3 separate regions of the Homo sapiens genome follow, and regions 2 and 3 are each linked to region 1. The links are chromatin contacts, found by Hi-C in ENCODE. All regions are on one chromosome and are shown on one strand. The core of a region is the stretch at or near the end of the contact, and the rest is flanking DNA. Distances in the headings are between cores, read along the strand shown. Region 1 has its middle 64 kb from the start of RPS6KA2. Region 2 overlaps LOC107986671 (a long non-coding RNA gene). Region 3 has its middle 110 kb from the start of RPS6KA2.

Region 1 (3,911 bases), core at 645-3,144:
TCCTTCTGATTTAGGCTGGAGACAGGCAGACTTGCAAGGGAACAGGTGGTCAATTTCGCTAAACTTGCCACCCAACGGAAAGAGTAGCCCTATATTAAGCACTTGACTCTGAGGTGTTGGACTGAGTCAGTTACTAAAAGTGACATTGTCATATCCTTGCTGCAATCAACTGCCTCTTGCCCTCTCCTGAGTTTCGGATGATCCCGAGTGACAATTAGCCTGAATGTTTACATACTCCCGTGGAGGTTTGCTCTCTGAAATGTGGAGGAGTGAGATGCTCCATGCTTGAAGAGAAAGACAGTGTGGCTCCCTGGCCAAAATCGTCATCATTTCTAACTTAGGCGACATGCTCTCTCTCCTCCGCCAAGCCTTCTCTAAGTTCTATGGGATATTGTTAGTAAGTACCCTTGTTTACCTTGTTAAAAAGCACTTTGGAGCCTGCCGTGTTGTTTGGTTTTGTTTTTAAGATGGTTCCTGATCCGCTCTGGAAGCCAAACAGGCCAGTTAGTTATTATTTGGCATAATAACGGATGACATTTGTAACTTTTTTTTCCTTATTTCTTAATATTTTACTTAATATGCAGCTTAGAGTAGGTTTTTTTAGCATCCAATTTTCTCATGTTTTCTGTCCTTGTTTATTCTACTTTATTCTACTTTGTTCCTATGTATCTTTAAACTTTGGCTTGCAAAAGTTTCCTGCTCAGCAGAGCGTCTGCTCTCTGTCCAGTGTTATTCTGTCTTGTCCTTGAGTTTGCCATGGCTGGGTTTCCATCGTCCATCTCTGCACACGCTGGTCCCTGGGTTCGACAGAACACTTTTCTCACAGCATCTTCTTCTTGGGCATATATTCAGTAGGGGGCGATTTTAGTTTATAGCTTGAGCAGAGGTAGGAGGATAAGCGCTGTTTGCTTCTTTTATTTTTTTCTGACTACTTCTTTCCTTACTTTTCTTTTCTCTCTATCGCCTCACTTTATCCCTTTTACTCTTCTGTTCTTCCCTTATTTTATCTTCCCAAGACAACAAATCTTGACAGGGGACACTTGTGGGAGGTGGAGAACCCACACGTCCACTTCTCTGCTTCTTCCTCTTCCATGTCATTTAATTTTAATGCACGCTTGTGAATCTGCAGTTCTTTCCCCCAACACAGGACGCCCTGACCTGTAACTAACTCCAGAGGGAGGGAGGATTTCAGCTGATGGGTGACTGCTCCTGGGACACGGGGAATAGCTGCCCAGGAGCCTGTGGCCTGTGTGGCTTCCTCCCGGCCTCACGTGCTTCTTGAGCTCTCATTCTGGTCTTTGTTTTCTTTTGCTGGCATTTCAATTTCTCATTTCCTTTCCCCGTGTAAGGGTATAGAAGATGGATAAATAGATAATTACATAAATGCCTGCAATCTAGTTAGCATTGTTCTTTTGTAACATGCTTTTGCCTCAAACCAAAGGAGCCTCCACTCCTTTTGAAGATGAAATATTTAGATAGGGGCCTTAGAAAATGTCACATATGTCATGGCACGCATGGTACTAATGGTGGGGTGCAGGTAAGTCGTGTCAAAATGTGGAGTAAAGTTAAGAACACATCACGGAGAGGGTCGGAGCTCCCTGGACTCTGAGGGAGGAGGGCTTCTAACAGGGCAGCAGGGGAGGCCCGGGCTGAGCACAGTACCCTGAAAACCGGGAGGTGAGATGCGCTTGTGTGCAGGAGAGAGAGCCAGGAGCAGGGGAACAGAGAGCTTGGCGGGGAAGGTGTCGGGCGCCTGGGGCAGGGAGTGACACACGAGAAGAGTTATTTTGGGAATAGCCTGGCAGGTCTCAGGCTGGACTGGAGTGGAGAGAGATTAAAAGCAGGAAATCGTTTTGAAGGTTGTTATAGCATGAGTGAGTCATAAGATGAGGAGGGCCTAACCTGGCATGCGGGCCGTGAAAACAGAGAAGGAAAGAATCCAAGGAACTCCTGAGGTCAAGTCCTGGCAGCACTCTTAGTGGAGGCTAGAACCCGGGGCCGTAATTTTCAGGGCAATCAGATGGCAGAGTCAGGTATAAAAGGAGAAGCAACATTATGACAGAGCGCAGGTCTCCCGGCATGAGTTGGCAACGCTTGAATCTTCTAGAACCTACAGTTTTTCATTTTCTATTTTCGTTATGGTTTAAAACCATCAAGAATATATTATATGGACTGTGTGCTGTTGATTATTATGCTGTTTACTGTTGATGATCACATTAATTATTTATTTAATGCTTTCATGTAATTAATGTCCTTTATAAAACATTATAATCAAGATGGCATGCCACAGAGTAAGCCCTGTAAACACCTGTCCACAGCATGCCTGTTCAGGGTCTCCGTGGTCAGAGATTTCCCCTGAGAAAAAATGAGAATTCTAAGACTTGCCACAGTGCAGGGGCAGTGTTTGCTAAGTAGATGGTGTACGTCCGTTTTATAGCTGAGGAAACTGAGGCTTATCTAGCGGAAGGGACTTTGAGGAGTGCAACCCAGGGAGTCTCACTGTGGACCTGCAGAGCTGAGCCCCCGTCCCCTCCTGCCCCCAGGGAGCGGATGTGTCCTCATCCACAGAGAGGAAAACCAAGGCTCACGGAGCTGCATCGAGGTGTCAGAGGACGCCTGGAGTTCCGACGCGTGTCTTCGAGCTCATAGAGGGAGTTCTTCTCCCTTTGAAGAATCCCGAGAACTGTGTAAAGCTGTTTGGCACCTTGAGACATAATTCTAGCCACGCAGGTGGCTCAGACTGTCTGATCTTGTGATAGACACTTGATGGGAATCCTGTTGCCTTTCTGTGCTGACATGTCTGTATTTCCGTATTGCCTCTGGGGCTAGGATGCTCTGTCAAGGAATAGACCAGTTTAGCCCTGATGGTGTGGAATGAACAGGTCTCAGTGGTGGCCCTCAAGGACTCACTCTGGATGTAAGGACAGCTTGACACTCCCCTCCCAGAGCAGTGGATTTATGTGAAAAAGCTGTGGGAGAAAAGACCCCGTCACCCCAATGCTGGGTGCTCACGTCAGACTGGTGGGTTGTGATGTGGTCCCAAAGCAGCCTCACACTTCACCCTCCTCCCTCCACCCCTCAGCTTGGTCCTTCCCCTGACAGGCCACCTCCAGGGCTCCCAGAGCCCCTCACCCAATCCCTAGACCGGAGCCATGCGGTGGGATTGCGGGACCGTGCAGCTCTGCCACCTCCTTGGGGAGGGAACGCAGTGTGGACTCCTTGGCCACAGCAGCAGGACCAGAGGCCTCCTGGTGAGGTGGGTGGGCCTCAGCTTTGCTTCCTGCCACTTGGCCTGAGGGCCGAATATTAAAACTTTCATGTGGCTTTCTCTGGTCCTGGTGTCCTCGGTGTGTGCACAGAGCCTTGCAGAGCAGAACCCTCATGGGCACAGAGCTGCTTCCACCAGTGCTGTCTTCACTCAGCTACAGTTGGATGGTTTTGTTCAGGGACACCAAACTTTTGCCTATGAAATAGGGGGACATTTATTAAAATGCCCGAGGCTTCAAACAGCTGTCTGAGATGCCTGCACTCAGTCTCCCACACCTGTCCCACTAGGTCCCCCTGGCCTGCCTGGGGGGTATCACCTCTGACCACAGGGCCAGCAGAGCCCAACACCTACGAATCCAGTGGGGAGAAGCAGATTCCAGGATCCCCTGGAGGTTCTAAAAATCGGAACTGGCCATGCTCAGTTTAACCAACACTTTCCTCGGGATCCTTACTTATTTTTTCATTCAATTAAATATTTATTGTTTGTTCCACTGTGGTCATGTCTACTCTTTTCCTTGTATCACGTTGGGAAGCCACGCACACATATCCGTGGCAGGTGCCTGTGTGCAGAGAGTTCTGCTAACGCTGCAGGAGTGCCTTGGGATGCTACCTTCATCCCGGGCTCCTGGCCTTGAGTTCATCTT
Region 2 (3,911 bases), core at 696-3,195, 51 kb after region 1:
CAAATTATACAATACACAAATGATTTACTTTCATGCAGCTCGTGTGTGTCTAGCTTTACCCACACAATTTCACTGGAAGTGAGAATTTTCTTCGATTGTTTACTTGGAAATGTCTTTGTTTTGTCCTTGTTTGTGAAAGATTTTTTTTTTGTAGGACAGAGAATTCAAGGTTAAAGTTATTTTCTCTTAGCACATCGCATATATTATTCCACTCTCTCAGCTTCCAATATTGCTGTTGAGATGGTAGCTGACAGTAATTAACATTCATTTGTAGAAAAGTTGTCTTTTCTTCTGGTTGCTCTGGAGAGATTTTTTTTTTCGGTTTTTGGTATTTCAAATATTTAATATGATGTATTTAGGTATCATTTTCTTTTCATTGAATCCTCCTGGGGATTTTGGGGGTCTTTATAAATATGAAGATCGGTATATTTTATCTACTCTGAAAAATTCTGCAGTATTGCCTCACCTCTTTGAATAGTGCTTTTCTGTTTTTCTTTGTTTCTTCTGTCTCATTCTAATAGTCAGAGGCATGCTGGATTTTTCTCCTTCTATCTTCCATATTTCCTAACCCCCCTTTCATATTTCCTGTATTTCTGTCTTTCTCTCAATTATCATCAGATCCAACGTCTCTTTTACCAACTCTTTGTTGGACTTTGCCCAAACTGCTGTTAATTGATCTATTGAATTTTTTTTTTTTTTTTTTTTTTTTTTTTTTTTTTTTTTTTTTTTTGTGACAGAGTCTCACTCTTTTACCCAGGCTGGAGTGCAGTGGTGTGATCTCGGCTCACTGCACCCCCCGCCTCCCAGGTTCAAACTATTCTCCTGCCTCAGTCCGTGTAGCTGGGATTACAGGCATGCACCACTACACTGGCTGATTTTTGTATTTTTAGTAGAGATGGGGTTTCGCCATGTTGGCCAGGCTGGTCTTGAACTCCTGACTTCAAGTGATCCGCCCACCTCAGCCTCCCAAAGTGCTGGGATTATAAGCATGAGCCACCACACCTGGCCAATCTATTGAATTTTTTATTTAAATTATTACTGTTTCAATTTTAAAGTTTTACTTATTTTTACAAATCTGCTTGGTCATTTTATAATCTCTTGTTTTCTTGTAATGCTTCAACCTTCCTTGCTGTTTTTCAAATGTATTGAAGACACATATTTTATATTATTTATACAAATTCCTAACCTTTGCTATCTGTACAGGTCTGATTTTGGAATTTGTTGTCTCTGCTGACTCTTGCCCACAGTTTGTATCTGTGATTATTTAGTGATTTATGTTTGCGAGCTCATGCCCCTTAGAAATTTCCCGTTTAAACTGTGACACGTGTTTAAAGCATGTTCCTCCTGATTGTACTTACATTTGCCTCTGCCTGGTCCTCTGGGTGCTACCAATCTGGAACCTCTAAAAACTATAAGTTTGGATTGGAGTTTTTCAGGCCATACTAGCAGTGAGGATTTTGGCTTCCAACTGGCTGAAGTGTGAGCTAAAGAAATCTGAGAGGGCAGTTTTTACCCCTTGCTCTTTGCCACACTCCCACCTGAAGATGCAAGCCTCCTTCTTCACAGTGAGGTTCTTCCAAGGTCACGCCGTTGAGTCTGCTCTATGGGAATGCCGACTCGGATCCGACCCCCCACACCCTGCTTGGCCCCCCACTGAACCTCTGGTCTAGATGGCAGAGACTCACATAAGCCTGCAGGACAGGCACTGCTCAGAACAGTGCTCGACCTCACAATATCTCCTTATCCTCATTTTTGCCTGCGTTTATTCTTCCCTGCTTACTATCGGACCAGCCACACTTCATTAGAAGAGATTTCCCCCTTGTTTTATCTAGCATTCTCATGTGTTCCGGGAAGGCTCTCTCTACATACGTGACCCAGCAGGTTGCCCAGAACAGGGAAAAACCCAGCGGAGCAGGGAAGGGCGGTGCTGCCTCCCAGCCCCAGCTTCCTCCCGAGCTCCCCTGATGAGGGGAGGAGGAGACCGCACCACAGGGCGCGCCTCTCCCGGGGCTGCCACACGGGCTATTCTCAGCTCCCCCTGTCTGGCTTTTACGTGTTCATCAAGTTCTCATCTCTAGTAGAGGTATTTAGTGCCTGAAATACTATAGGTGTTTATGAAATATTTTTAAACAATGAAAATTTGCTAAAACAAATCTAGCAAAGATTTTATGTTCTCTTTTGTACCCATGCCAGATCTTGAGAAATTTTTCTATGATGGGTTTTTTTTTTCCTTTTTAAGCTACAGAAATCCTTCCTGCTATAGTTGTAACCTGTTTCCTCTTTCCTGCTGACTCCCTTCCTTTTGAATTCCTCTATAATTTATGTATAGGCTTGGAAAAGTCCCTTATTTCTGTGTTAACCTCCTAGAGCCTCACCATCTTCACTGCATAAGGGGGTTCGCTGTGTCTCTTTCGTAGATAAATGTGTCACAGAAATAATAATGTAGACCAAAGCTCTTCCTAATCAGCAACCCACTGAAAATAATCCTAGTAACGTCTGTTTACACACACGCATGGAACGCTACGGACACTTGCTTCTCTGAAGTAGTTTAACATTGGTGGGAGAGAGAGGGGAACCCAAAGTTTTAATACAGCACAGTGAGCAAACTAGAGGAACCCAGGAGAGACCCCAACAGGGCCTGTGGGGTGGAGTGATCTCGGTGTGGCTTCCTGGAGCAATGCTGGGTCTGGAAGATGCTGGAAGGAGATGTGGCCAGTGGGCAGAGGCAGAGCGGGCAGGAAGGACAGCCGTGGCCACTGCGTGAATGATGTCACGGAGACACCACAGTTCATCTTCTTAGGAGTAAGTCAGCGGGGCAGGAGCAGAGACTGCACCCTGGAGGAAGGAGGAGAGGCAAACGCAACATGGAAGAAGGCCTGGCTAGGAAGAACAGAGTCTGGGGCTTCCAAGCTTCCAAGCTCTGGAGCTATGCATGCCCTGGGGTAACTGAACCAGATTCGCTTCTAGAAGGATCAGGCTGGTGGCAGGACCACAGGTGGGTTGTAGGGAAAGCCTTTAGCCAGTAATTACTATTTTCTGGCAAGAGCTAAGGAGGACCCACGCTGTGTTATGGAGGGCAGGGTTGGAAAGAAGGCAAGACGGGGAAAACATGTAGAAGGCACAGTTGACAAATCTCAGTAACTAGAGACGTAGGGAATAAGGACGTGTCAGGAGGTCACGGTAAGTCTTACCTTCTGGTTTGGGCAGCGGGGCACATGGTTATGCCTTGCATAAGACAATACAGTTGAATAGGGGAGTTTTCAGATACAAATTCTCATATTTGGGAGTCGACTGCCTTCCCAGCCATTTCATTAATTTTCTGTGTGAAACTCTAGGATTTCTACGAATAACTCCATTGAGCACCTTATGATTTATAAAGCCCTTCCACATATTGGTTTAACTGCATGAAATTGCTGTTTGCATAGGTGACGACCTGGTGAGAACAGGGTTTTTTCCCTCTTCTTCCTCCCTCTTCATCCTAAAGTGAGCTTTTTCAACCTCACCATCAACATTTTTAAAAATAGACTTTATTTTTTAAGAGCCATTTTAGGTTCTCAAACAAACTGAGCAGAAGGAACAGAAACTACTGACATTTTTGATGGACACGTCTTGGTAATGAGCCTGTCCTGTACACTGTAGAGGGTTCAGCAGTGCCCGGCCTCAACCCACGAGATGCCGGTAGCCCCACCCAGCTGTGACAATCAAAAATGTCTCTAACACTGCCAGACGTCCCCTGGGACCCATCCTCTACCGCCCCAGAACCACTGTTCTAGAGACTCAGAATTTCAGCCAAAGTCAGGTCATAGGATCTGAACAGCGGGTAGAAATTTAATTCAAGATATTTTACTTCCCAGTGTACAGTCCATCACAGGCTCCTGCTTACCGCGGTCGTTTTTAGATCCGTCTTTCGC
Region 3 (3,911 bases), core at 845-3,344, 46 kb before region 1:
TTTCCCAAGAGCCATTGGCAGGAAATGATGGATGGCCTCTAATGTCTCTGGAAATTTTCTTAGTGGCAGATTCCATTGCTGGACTCAAGCATTTCTCTATTAATACTTTTCTTTTGCAACTCCGTGGATTGATATCTTTCCAGTTCTATGTGAAAGTTTGCTGTCTTCCTGGCAGACGTCATGGTATCCAGTGACGTCGTTTTTATTTAAAGCCATATTCTCTTTCTTCCCATGTAAAATGGGAACAATACTGGTAACATGTCCAGGGCCATGGGGACAGTTAAATGAGTCAACCTAGTAAGACAGTTACACACGCCGGGCTTGAAAGGCAGTGCCTGCCTCCAAGGTACTGTGCAATCTCCTTGTGAGTGTCAGCTGGGGCTGCCTGCCTGATTCTCGGTCCTTGTCCTTGTGATGAATTCCTCTGTTTTGAGGGTCCACCTTGGCCTTCCTGCTGTAGGGTCTCTGCTCTTGGCCTTAGACCCTTTTCTTCTCCCTGGACCATCCCCCCGAGGCCTTCCTTCAAAGCCCCACTTCCCAGCCACCTCCCTGCTGCCTTCCAGACCACTGGGTAACCAACTGGGGAATTCACTGGATGGGTTTCCAAATGTTGGAGGACTTCCTCCAAAACAGTGGCTTTCAGGACTGTTTGAGTTATAATTACTCTTTCTGTCATTTTATTTAAAATAATAATAATGAACTGGAGATAACCTATGTGTACATTCATACAGGATTGGAATATTTAACAATAAAATACTAGCATTCAATATGTTCATTGATAGGGAAGAAATATCCACATGTACTAAATGCAAAAGGCAGGTCATGGGACAGTAATATAGCAAAAATAGTACTTTAATTTAAAAATGAATACAATATGGTATGAATGCATATAAATTCTAGGAGGATGTAAACAATATTAAAAGGATTCTCTCTGAGCGATGGCATGACATTTTTATTTTACTTTGTATACTTTTCTGTATGTTTTATTTCTTTCACAATGAGAAATAGCTTCGTTTCATAATCAAAGTTATTTCTGTTTATGAGAAAATAACTAATACAGATTTAAAAATAACCAAAGGGATTTGAGTTTAATTTAGAGTTCGTCTAAACAGGGAATATACTATTTTGGGTACGGCATTTGTCAAGTTCAGAACCGTCACCAGAGTCCTTTATAGCATCACAGGAGTTAGATCCATGGCCCAGGTACCTGGGGGGATTATCCGGACGTTAGCCTGGAAAGCTGGGAGGGGCCCCTCAGTGAATGTCTTAGAAGCTTAAAAGGAGTCAGTAGTAGTTTCCTGTGAAAAAGCTCATTCTGTTTTTAATTGAACAATTTGCAAAGGAGACGTTTAGAATTCTCTTTAATGCCTCTGGAGTGTGATGCTTATCTCTAATTTATAGATTTTTCACTGTCTGCTTGATGCTGATTATAAATGAGTAAGGCGTGCGTCATTTCTCGAGGTGTCTGGCTATGCATGCCTACAAATCTAAGGGAGACAATTAAGCACTTTTTAGAGTGAAAAGCAAACTGGTTACCTACCAATTATCACACCAGGCTGCCGCTGGGGTGAAGGGTCATGGCAGCCACACGATTTATTAGGGAGAGACGCCAATAGCCTTGCAGATTTATTTGCTTCTAAATAATATTACAAGTGTGATCTGGTTCATTGTAGACTAAACAGAGAATAATCAATATTTGGCAACTGATGAGGAATGTCTTAAAAATTGTGTCTCTTAGCCAGGATTGCAGGAAATTGAAAATCAAGGACCTCGTTTGTGACAGTTGACAAAGAATGTGCATCTATCTTTTTGCGTCTGTAAAAAAGCGTAGGCTCCATGCGCTTTGCCGCTCTCTTTCCCTTCCTGCCCCCTTTTCTCCCCTCCCAGCCCCTCCCTCCCCACCCCCTGCATCGGTTATGGTTCTGGGAGTACATGTCTTCAGGGATTTTCCCATTTTGTCAATTCTGCTAGGAGATATTCTGTTTTCATTTCCTCTTGCCATCATGACTGGCAGCTGGATGGTGATTCATGAACTTTACAACTGGAAGAGAAAGGCTTCTCGGGCTCCCTCTGAAATTCCCATCATTAGTCAGCCTCTCTGGTCTTCCTGCTTCCAGCTGAGAGGAGAGCTCACTTCCTGATACACTGACACAGGCCATAGAGCTTTCAGGGCGGGGTGGGTGGCGACCCTCGGCCAGCCTCATGGATGCAGGCCCGCTGTCTGGACAGGATGAACTGTGGATGGTATCTTAGAGTTTTGCACACTTTGGAGTGGGTTTTTTGTTGCCAGGAAAAAAAATGGAATGATCTTCACTTTCCCTAAGACATGGAATCTTGATATTTTGTGACCTTCCATTGAGTTTGGATATATTTTACTGGAGAAATCAAAAGGAATAGGAAGAAAAGGACATGGGGAGCATTATGGAATCCAATCTGTTAATGACACTAAGTGGCAAATAGCAAGGTGGCAGAAGTAAAGGGTTAATGTGAAAATCACCTGAGAATAGTCTTCAGGCAACACACAGTTACGGTGTGCCCCTGCTGTACAGAATGATGCCACGGGACTCTTGAGAAAATCTCAGTGGAGATCACTGCTTTGAAGTAGCATCCAAGAAAGAGCAGAACAAAATGACCCAGTGGATTGAATATACTTTGAGACAAATAACTTCAACTCTGTCATGTAAGACATAAAGTCCAAATGTCCTCAGCTCTGTAAGCCCCAATAATTTTCTGATGTTGAAACAGATAATATCACACAAGTAGATTTTATGTCCAACTTACTTGTATATGTTCAGCCTTACTTAGGTGATAAATAACTAGAAAATCAGCTGTTCTGCATTGGTCGAGGGGTCTGACTGTTCCAGAAATTTTACCATGGTCTTTATCACTTGGGAACCTACACCTATTTTTAACAATGAGTACATTATTCAGTTGGATCATATTTGTACCTATAAATCACCCAGTGTGCTGCCTCTTTCTTACGAAGCTTTTCAGAGCTGTCTGTTGTAGTGTTTTCCTAAATCAGGAGTCCTCAACCCCTCGGCCACAGACCATGTCCTGTTAGGAACTAGGCCACACAGCAGGAGGTGAGTGGCAGGTGAGTGAGCGAAGCTTCATCTGTATTGACAGCTGCTTCCCATCAGTTGCATTATCGCCTGAGCTCTGCCTCCTATCAGGTCAGCAGCAGCATTAGATTCTCATAGGAACTTGAACCCTATTGTGAACTGTGCACACGAGGGATCTAGGTTGCATGCTCCTGAGAATCTAATGCCCGATGATCTGTCACCATCTCCCATCACCCCCACATGAGACCGTTTAGTTGCGGGAAAACAAGCTTAGGACTCCCACTGATTCTACATGATGGTGAGTTCTATAATTATTTCATGATATATTACAGTGTAATAAGGATAGGAATAAAGTACACAATAAATGTCATGTGCTTGAATCATCCTGAAACTGTCCCCCACCCTCATCCATGGAAAATTATCTGCCACAAAACCAGTCCCTGGTGCCAAAAAGATTGGGGACTGCTGCCCTAAATGGAGACTAGTCCGCCATGAGAGTATTGTCAATTCCTACTATAGATGTTCACGTTGTTTCAGTTTTTTGTTTTGTTTTGTGTCACGTTGTTTGCTTTTGCAAATAATTGCTATAAACATATTTCCTTGTTGATGGGTGCAGAAGTTTCTCTGCAGCACAGCCTGAAGCGGAGTGGCTGGGCAGGAGGATGCCCCTTCCAGCTCTTCTTATCCTGCCAAAGCTTCTCCAGCATGGACACGCTTAGGGCCTTCTCAGAGTTCTCCAAGTTTGATGGAAACTTAATCCAAGATGGTCTTTTTGTGAATGATATAATTCAGAAATTGGATCTAAATTCAGTGGCAGTGCAAGGCTATAGACATAAAGGTTTACAG

Evidence for each region. Hi-C counts contacts between places; a loop is a spot of excess contacts on that map. Pooled maps may share reads with other maps.
Region 2: a map of endothelial cell of umbilical vein shows a loop between it and region 1 (4-fold over the local background). The contact joins two enhancer-like sites. A Hi-C loop is called at or near these places in 8 of 168 maps with a recorded cell type or tissue (cardiac septum, endothelial cell of umbilical vein, esophagus muscularis mucosa and 3 more) and 2 of 50 pooled maps.
Region 3: a loop to region 1 is called in a map of endothelial cell of umbilical vein, with 5 times the contacts of the local background. The contact joins two enhancer-like sites. A Hi-C loop is called at or near these places in 1 of 168 maps with a recorded cell type or tissue (endothelial cell of umbilical vein), 1 of 37 single-sample maps with no recorded cell type and 2 of 50 pooled maps.

What each region holds. Positions count from the first base shown.
Region 1 is chr6:166,689,279-166,693,189 of GRCh38, reverse strand. It overlaps a transcript of RPS6KA2 not described here. Among named protein-coding and RNA genes, the nearest start is that of RPS6KA2, 64 kb to the right of the region's middle. RefSeq lists an enhancer at 2,737-3,405. Within about 2 kb of position 1,894, at least 7 of the 41 ENCODE cell types and tissues checked have a DNase peak (open chromatin) inside an H3K27ac peak, as active enhancers do; they include endothelial cell of umbilical vein, where a contact is called at or near this core.
Region 2 is chr6:166,638,539-166,642,449 of GRCh38, reverse strand. All of the region lies in intron 1 of LOC107986671 (a long non-coding RNA gene), which reads right to left. It also overlaps a transcript of RPS6KA2 not described here. Among named protein-coding and RNA genes, the nearest start is that of RPS6KA2, 13 kb to the right of the region's middle. Within about 2 kb of position 1,945, at least 10 of the 41 ENCODE cell types and tissues checked have a DNase peak (open chromatin) inside an H3K27ac peak, as active enhancers do; they include endothelial cell of umbilical vein, where a contact is called at or near this core.
Region 3 is chr6:166,734,979-166,738,889 of GRCh38, reverse strand. It overlaps a transcript of RPS6KA2 not described here. Among named protein-coding and RNA genes, the nearest start is that of RPS6KA2, 110 kb to the right of the region's middle. RefSeq lists an enhancer at 1,459-2,658. Within about 2 kb of position 2,094, at least 3 of the 41 ENCODE cell types and tissues checked have a DNase peak (open chromatin) inside an H3K27ac peak, as active enhancers do; they include endothelial cell of umbilical vein, where a contact is called at or near this core.